Regions from separate parts of the Homo sapiens genome. Here region 1 is linked to region 2. Evidence: read pairs that join two places in POLR2A ChIA-PET (ENCODE). Cell type or tissue: MCF 10A. All regions are shown on one strand. Links, peaks and the distances in the headings refer to the core of each region. The heading gives the core; the rest is flanking DNA.

Region 1 (4,403 bases), core at 211-4,210, 310 kb before region 2:
CTGCCTCAGCCTCCTGAGCAGCTGGGACTACAGGCGCCCGCCACCACGCCCGGCTAATTTTTTGTATTTTTAGTAGAGACGGGGTTTCACCGTGTTAGCCAGGATGGTCTCGATCTCCTGACCTCGTGATCTACCCGCCTCGGCCTCCCAAAGTGCTGGGATTACAGGCGTGAGCCACTGTGCCTGGCCTTCAGATACTTTTCTAATCTCTTTACAAATTAATTCAATCCTCATAACCCTACAAGATATGTACATTTGTTTCACCTCTTCTTGACCCTTTTCAAATAAGAAAAATGAGGCATAAGAGTTAAATAACTAGCTCAGATCATATAACTAGGACGTGAAGTTCCTAAGATTTGAACTCGGGAACTCTGGCTCCAAATCTATACACGAAATCATTATACATGTACCACCCATATTCCAGGAGCCATGCTAAGTGGTAGGTATTCATTGTTGAATAAAATGAATTCAACACTGTTGAATTTTATTCAACAATGAATAAAACATGGTTGGCTGGGAGCAGTGGCTCAGGTCTGTAATCCCAGCATTTTAGGAGGCCAAGGTGGGCGGAACACCTGAGGTCAGGAGTTTGAGACCAGCCTGGCCAACATAGCAAAACCCTTTCTCTACAAAAACTACAAAAAATTAGCCGGCCGTGGTGGCTTCTGCCTGTAGTCCCAGCTACTTGGGAGGCTGAGGCAAGAGAATTGCTTGAACTCAGGAGGCAGAGGTTGCAGTGAGCTGAGATCACGCCACTGCACTCCAGCCTGGGTGACAGAAAGAGACTCTGTCGTAAAAAAAAAAAAAAAAAATACAAACTATGGTCAGCTTATTTCAGTTAGCATAATGTTTTTAAGCTTCATTCATGTTGTAGCACATATCAAAACTTCAGTCTTTTTTATGGATGAATAATATTGCATTGAATAGATATATCACATTTTGTTTATCTATTTATCTGTTGAACACTTGGGTTGTTTTCACCTTTTGGCTATTGTGAAAAAATGCTGCTACAAACATTGGTTTACAAATAATCTGTGTGAGTCCCTCTTTTCAAGTCATACATATATATAAATATACACACACACACACACATACCTAGGAGAAATAAAATAATGTAACAGTAAAAAGAAAAAATTATCCATACCTTTGGGGGAATCACATTTTAGTACAAGACGACAGAAGTTTAAACCAGAGATTAAAATAATATGATATTGCTATATTGGTAGTTAATGTAGGGTGCTAGGAGAACTAAAAAATGATGAGTCTGGGGCACAGAAATTCAGAAAAGACTTCACAGATGACATTTGAGCAAATTGTTAAAGGATGAGCAGGTATTCTCAAAGACGAAGGTGGCGGCTAATAGGATTGAGAGTAAAGAAAGGGCAGGAGGGTGGAGAAAATATTTCCAACCAAGGAATTCTCGTAAACAAAGGCTCAAAAATGTGCCGGAACCCAGCTGTGATGGTTAATTTTATCTGTCAAGTTTCTGGGCCACAGGTTTCCCAGATATGTGGTCAAACATTAATCTAGGTGTATTTGTGAGAGTATTTTCAGATCACGTCAGCATTTGATTGATGGATTGCCCTCTAGGGAGGGTAAAGCAGTTGCCCTCCCTAATGTGGGTGGCCATCTAATCAGCTGAAGGCCTGAACAGAACAAAAAGGCTGATCCTCTGCAGGAGGAAACTCCTTTTCCTCGATCTGGGACATTGGTCTTTTCCTGCCTTCAGACTCGAATTGGGACATTGGCTCTTAGGTCTTGAGCCTGCTGGCCTTTAGATTGGCACTTACACCATTGGCTCTCCTGGGTTTCCAGCTTGCTAACTAGAGAACTTGGGACTTCTCAATCTCCGTAATCACGCCAGTACCTTATAATAAATTCCTCTCTCTTTCTTCCTTTCTGTCTCTCAAATATGTTTGTACCCTGTTGGTTCTGTTTACCTGGAGAAACCTGACTCATACTGACAATTATAGTTTGGCGTGGCTATATGTAAAGTCTGTGAGTGGAGGCAATGGGGTATGCTTCTTCATAGTTTCTAGAATTAGAAACTTTACACTCACTTTGGACAATTCTCTCTTCTTTACCTATTATATTTGCAGATTCTGCTGACTCATCTTCAGAATGACATCGTAGTTGTTCACTTGTTATTGTAGCACCCAATGTCTTTGGCATTCGACTATACCTTAGCTTTCAGCTCTCTCTTCATGCCCATACTTGATCCCTAGCTATTACTGGCATGTTTCATCACATGCACTTCCCTCCCTTGGTTAACTGTTCACGCTGCTTCCTCTTCCAGTGTTGCCCTTTCCCCATCTGTCTGACTACACTAAACTCATGCTTAAAGGTTTATGAAACAATGCTACCTCATAAGGGTGGAGAGTTCTATTGCTCCTCTGTTCATGATTGTATTCCAATGTCTAGGATAGTGACTGCAACATGAGAGAGAAAGAGAGAGAGAGAGAGAGTGGGGAGAGGGGGTGTTGAATGGTAATAAGCTGACAGCATTCAGAACCTGGGATAAATTGTCAGAGCATTTCTGTTCCACCCATACCCCCTTCATAGTTTGGTTACATGAGCTCAAATTCATTTGGGTTTATGTCACTTGCCACTGAAAAAGCTCTGGCTAATCCACTATCTATAGAGGTTTAGCCATTAAAAGTATGGAAAGAGATGTGTTACAAAAAAATTAGTCACAAGAATGAGACTCCAGCATTCTCTATTGCCTCATGCTCTTCCAATCCTTTAGGATGTGTAAACACTAAAATTCTACTGTAATCGGAGGACCACTTTGAGCATTGGAGAATATCTTATCTCTGGGTGCATTTTTAAAAAAGGATGTTCACTAAAAGCTAAAAGAAGCACTTTATAGTCAATTTATGAACCAACTGCTCTTTTAAGATAGCAGACTGTCATTTCATTTGAAATGGAGGCTATGCATTGGCTCATGTTTGATTGTGATGTCTTACATTTATCGTAAAACAAGTCTCATCATCACATTGCTTATTTATTCCATTATGTTTGATTCCTTTGTATAGTAAGAAGAGATAATCATCTCATCACTTAGGACTTCCATAATTGTTTTGTTTTGCATAACAAACTATTTTAATATTTAAAAAGAAATATTATGGCTAAATATTCTTTTGGTTTGCATAAAAAGAAAATCAGACCCCTTTTCAGATATAATACATGTGAATAGAAGTTAGGATTATTATAGCTCTGAACTCCTGTTTTTATATCCTTATTGCTTTATGAGTGAATTGATGAAATAGCATTCTCTTCTAACCAGTGAAAATCTCTAATTCAGAATATGTTTTCAAATCTTTGTAATAAAGAGAATTTTTCTGGATGGGCATTCGTGCATAATTTCTCCTCAAATACCCAAGTTATAAAATACAACTTCAAAAAAAATGTTCTGGCAGCCCATAAATACGGGACCTATTTCAAAATTACATTTCTACTGGAGCCATTCCTCAGGTTGAAGAACAAAAAGACAGAAAGCAATAATCACACAGAAAGAATGTACTGAACATTATTGCTTGGGCTGCAATTAGACTTTGGTATGAATAATCCAAAATTCTTCCTTACATTAGTTTCATGTTGGTACTACAGGCTACAGAGTGCCCTAAAGAATGATGTCCTTCCTCATATTACAGGTAAACTATAAAACAATATGAGACCTATTGTCTAAGTTACCTCTAAGTCTGCCTTTGAAACCTAAGGTCCTTACTAAGTTCTCTCATCAGGAAGGACATCCTCCTTAAAATTACTCACCCTGTTTTCAACACAATATAAATCATGTGAAAATCTTCTGGTTCCCTTCCCCCCTAGTATTTTGTTTCTCCTTTTTAGAATGTAAAGAGTCTTCACATATTTTACACATTTTAAGTGCCAAGCATCTTTATTAATGAGGGAAGCACAAAAGTCTTCAAAGAGAGAAGTAGAGGTGGAAAGAACAAGCCACCCCTGGACCTGGATCACTACATGGGCTCAAGACATGGACCAGAACACAGGCATCCTGGCTCCCAGTTCATAGTTCTTATTGACTTCTGTGTTGCCTTCCTCTTTTTAGAGAACAGTTCCACATAAATATATAAAGCTCTCCAAAGTTTATTTCAAAGCATATCTCTTCAGGTAAGCCAATGAAAAAACCGGCTGTCATTAACAAGCCTATGAACAGAGGTAATCTGGTTCTTTGTTAATAGAAGTAGATTGGAGATTTGTAATACAGTGTTCCTAGACCCCATGCGCTGAAGTGCCACAGAAAGTCATTAAGAGAGTCCTTTATGCTTTAATGGTTCTATAGCTGTTAGTAGTGTGGGAATTTTTCAGGACATTCAAATTTTCTTCCACCAAATAATAATATCTAGGAATGTTCTTTGATATTCTTATAAAGCGGATGTTTA
Region 2 (4,403 bases), core at 112-4,111:
CACCTAGTCTTTTTTTTTTTTCTTAACAATCATACTTTTCCTCCCTAAAAGAAAAACTCTCCCTTTCTGTACAGTCACAACACTTCTGACACCAAATGTGTGGAGTTTTCCCACATACAAATGGATTCTCCAATTCTCTATGGACACCAACTGGGTGTCCTACAATTCAATTCTGATGCTAACTCCTTGCTAATTTGCTATAACAGCTCACAAACACTTATTTACAGTTACTAGTTTATTATAAAGGATATCACAAAGGACACAGATGAACTAGTTTATTATTTACAGTTACTAGTTTATTACAAAGAATAGCTTATTATAAAGGATATTGCAACAGATACAGATGAATAGCCAGATGAAGAAGTATATAGAGCAAGGTTTTAAAGGGTCCTGAGCATGAGATCTTCTGTTCCCATGGAGGCAGAGTGTCCCACCCTCCCAGTAAGCGGATGTGTTCACCAACCCAAAAGCACTCTGAGCCTTGTTGTTTAGGGGTTTTGTGGAGATCCCATTACATAGTCATGATTGATTAAACAATTGGCCATAAGGGATTGAACTCAAATTTCCAGCCCCTTTTCCCTCCCTGGAGGTGAAGTGGGGCTGAAAATGCTGACCCTCTAATCACAAGGCTGGTTCCTCAGGCAACCAGTTGCTATACCTTAGCTGTCTATGGACCATGCAGTGATTCCAGCCACCAGCCATCTCATTAGCATGCAAAAAAAAAAAAAAAAAATTCTTATCACTCAGGAGATTCCAAGAGTCTTAGAAGCTCTTGTGCCAAGAACCGGGACAGAGACCAAATCTATATTTTATATTATATCACCAAATAATATTCCCCTTGAATGAAAGCAATCTAAGACATCTCTAAACCCAGGAGAATTTTTTAAAACTAACTGGGTCATATAGTTACAAGTAATAAAAATCCATACAAACTAGCTCCAATAAAAAGGGGAATTAGGTATTGTAAAGATAGTCCAGAGAATCTGGCTGACATCTCCTGGCAGAAAATAAATTGTAACAAGGAATTAGGGAATATCCCCTGGGAAACTGAAAAGTTAGGAGTGAAACTCTCTCCTCTCTGGAGCTGGAGCTCTCTGGGCCCTTGTCTCTGTTTTCTCTGCCAGTCTTCTGCATTTTGTCCTCTGCAACCTAATTTTCTGTGCTGGCTCACTTTCAACTGCTTCTGAACTATCGATTTCACATAGGTTTGGTTTATTAAGTTGCTGACTATGGCCCCAATTCTGCAAGAACTGAATTCAGTTGCAAACTCCACTATCCAAAGCTTACATCTCCATATCTTTTGAATTTGAATTTTCAAGATAGAGACCACTACTGACTTCATCTAGAGGCTGTGGTTAGATTCTCCAGGCAGTTGTATGCCTCTTATCCCATCAGCTGTAGTTGGCTGGAGATGGGTTGGCTGTTGGCTGGGGCAGCTTTTTGCAATGGAGGCTTTGAATGCAACAAGAATCCCAAATCGGTTTGCTACAAACATAATACAATGCCATAAGGCCTGGGGTGTCTACATATGGACCACCTGGGTTTATTCTGCTACTCCAATGGGGAGCAACATGTTTTTGGAAAAAGGTCATGTTCTCAGGTCTTATTGTGTCTATGATGTGGGGAAGGAGCAGAGATAACAACAAAACAAATTCATATAACCTAAATGATCTACTTTATGGACTAGAACAATCTTATTGAGGAAATCACTAGCACTTTTTAGCCAGTAAAATGTTATTGTAAGGCACATTTAAGAAATAACAGCACAGACTAAGATTTCTTAATTTTTTTCATCCATTTGCATTCATGAAGCACATTTATAGAGGCTATCATATTTCATCTTCAAAACAACCCTGACCCAGAGGTATTATTATCCTCACTTTTTTTTATAGGGCAACTGAAACTCAGAGATGGAAAATAAATTGCCAAGAGCTATATAGTGAAAAAGTGGCAGAAAGCTGAGTATAGAATTCTTTTATTTTGTTGAAACTACCTTGAATGTAGGAGGGTCCCAGAATAAAAGAAATTTTAAAAACTGTAGCCATACAAAGGAAAGAAATACTTCCAATAAAAGCATGACATTAAGCCTTTTTAAAATTAGAATTTGTATTTTATACTTACTTAAGGATCTCTTTTAGACTTATTTATAACTTTATTTTAATCCTATATTGCCATTAAGGATACATAAAAGGAAATTATAAGCAAAATAAACTAGTTAAAATATTCCAAAAATTATTTTATATTCAGAGCCTAATTCATTCTGAATCATTTAGTCAATCCCAGTCATGAAAGTCTTGTGACTTTTTATTATGTAACAGTTTTTGTCATAAAAGAAACCATCCTGAAACCCAGTGGCTTAAAAGCAATAAGCTTTAGTTGTTACTCAGGAATCTGAGTTAGTTAAGAGGCTCTGCTGATCTGAGCTGAGCTCTACTGTTCTTGCTGGGGCTTGCCCATACATTTTTGGCTGGCTGTCTATTTGGCTAGGAGCTAGCTGGTCAAGAACAGCCTCACTCACATGCCTGGTGGCTGGCCAGTTATTGGCTAGGGTATGAGGAAAACCAAACCATGCATTTTTTTTTTTTTTTTTTTTAGACAGGGTCTGCCTCTGTCACCCAGGCTGGAGTGTAGTGACACAATCTTGGCCCACTGCAACCTCCACCTCCTGTGCTCAAGCAATCCTCCCACCTCAGCCTCCCAAGTAGCTGGGACTACAGGTGCATACCACCACACCCAGCTTTTTTTCTTTTTTAGTAGAGACAGGGTTTCACCATGTTGCCCAGGCTGGTCTCGAACTCCCGACCTCAAGCAACTCACCTAGCTTGGCCTCCCAAAGTGCTGGGATTACAGGTGTGAGCCACTGGGTCCAGCTAAACCATGCATCTCTAATCATCCCATAGGCTAGTTTGTTCTTGTAGCAACTAGGGAGGGAACAGAAAGTCATAAGGCCTGTTGGACCTAGGTTTACAACAGGTATAGTGCCACTTCTGCTGTGTTCTATTGGCTAAAGCCAGTCACAAGGGCATCCCAGATTCAAGAGATAGGGAAATAAATTTTACCTCTCAATGGGAGAAACTACAAATGCACTTTGCTTAGAACATGTAGACTGTGTACGTGTGGAAATTTAGAACTATTTTTATAATTAATCTACCACACAAAAGTTTTTTTAAAAAAATTCTTTGGCCCTTCTGAATAATTTTCCACTTTGAAAGGTCAATATCTAGTGATTTACCACCCAATTTTATCTTCTGGTTTATTAAGAACATTTCTTAGAAGAGTTCTCTGTTATCTCTGTAATTTTCTTCCAAGCAACTGATACCCATTCTATAGTTTTAATATTGACTCTTTCTTGATATTTTTGGCAGGGAGCATAATGAAAATAGCAACATAAATTAGTCACACCAAGCTTTCTTTTACTTATTCTTACAAATTTGGAGGTTTCCCTAACCCTAGTTGCATTGTTTGGCCTGTGTAGTGGGCTAAATGGTGGCCTCAAAGAAATCAGATTCTAATTCCTGGAAACCGTAAATATTACCTTAATTGGAAGAAGGGTCTTTGCAGATATGATTAACGATTTTGAGATGGAGAGATTATCCTTGGTTGTTTGGGTAGGCCCTAAATGCCATCACAAGTGTCCTTATAAGAGAAAGGGAGAGGGGGATTTGATGCACAGAAGAGAAAATGGTGATGTGAAGACAGAAGTAGAGATTTAAATGATGCAGCCACAAACAAAGGAAGAGTAGCAGCCACCAGAAACCAGAAGAGGCAAGGAAGAGATTGTCCCCTAAAGCCTCCAAGGGAACATGGCTCCGCCTACACCTTGATTTCAACCCAACAAAACTGTCATTGAACTTCCAGCCTCCAGAACTAAGAGAAGAGTAAATTATTGTCAGCTGAAGGCACCAAGTTTGTGGAAATTTATTAAGGCAGCCACAGGAAACTAATACAGCCTGTGTTAGGCAATCCTTTGCATGTATCTCAGTAACCAAATATCACAGGATCATCTACTTATTGTTTACTTTTTTTCTTATGCCCCAAAAAGCACTTTGATGTTAATTTGTAAGAAAATATGGAATTATGGATATTCTTCCAATGGCAAATGCCTTTGTTACTACACATTGATTCTCTATTTCCATTACTTTCTATGCATAAAATAACATTTTTTCAATATGGAATCAGAGCATAATCTTTGTAAAGACATTCTTCAACTGCAGTTGAATCCATTATAGCTCCGACAATACAAATTGTTGAAACAAAGAGACCAATGTTAAGATGCATCCTGATTTTAGAAATGTGAAAATGGGCCAGGCGTGGTAATTCACATCTATAATCTCTGTACTCTGGGAGGCCAAGGCGGGTGGATCACTTGAAGTCAGGAGTTCGAGTCCAGCCTGCCCAACATG

Evidence for each region. ChIA-PET counts read pairs that join two places held together with the same protein. Peaks named below come from ENCODE experiments on the same cell type or tissue, not always from the same donor. Only the 100,000 strongest peaks of a DNase experiment are listed, where the experiment ranks them.
Region 1: POLR2A ChIA-PET joins it to region 2 with 5 read pairs; 5 of 35 experiments call an interaction of 5 or more read pairs at or near these places.

What each region holds. Positions count from the first base shown.
Region 1 is chr6:133,588,826-133,593,228 of GRCh38, forward strand. All of the region lies in intron 4 of TARID (TCF21 antisense RNA inducing promoter demethylation), which reads right to left. Among named protein-coding and RNA genes, the nearest start is that of EYA4-AS2, 130 kb to the left of the region's middle. In MCF 10A, for the core only: no CTCF peak of the experiment used is centred there; a DNase peak (open chromatin) is centred at 2,226.
Region 2 is chr6:133,897,305-133,901,707 of GRCh38, forward strand. No RefSeq gene overlaps it. Among named protein-coding and RNA genes, the nearest start is that of TCF21, 10 kb to the left of the region's middle. In MCF 10A, for the core only: no CTCF peak of the experiment used is centred there; a DNase peak (open chromatin) is centred at 2,467.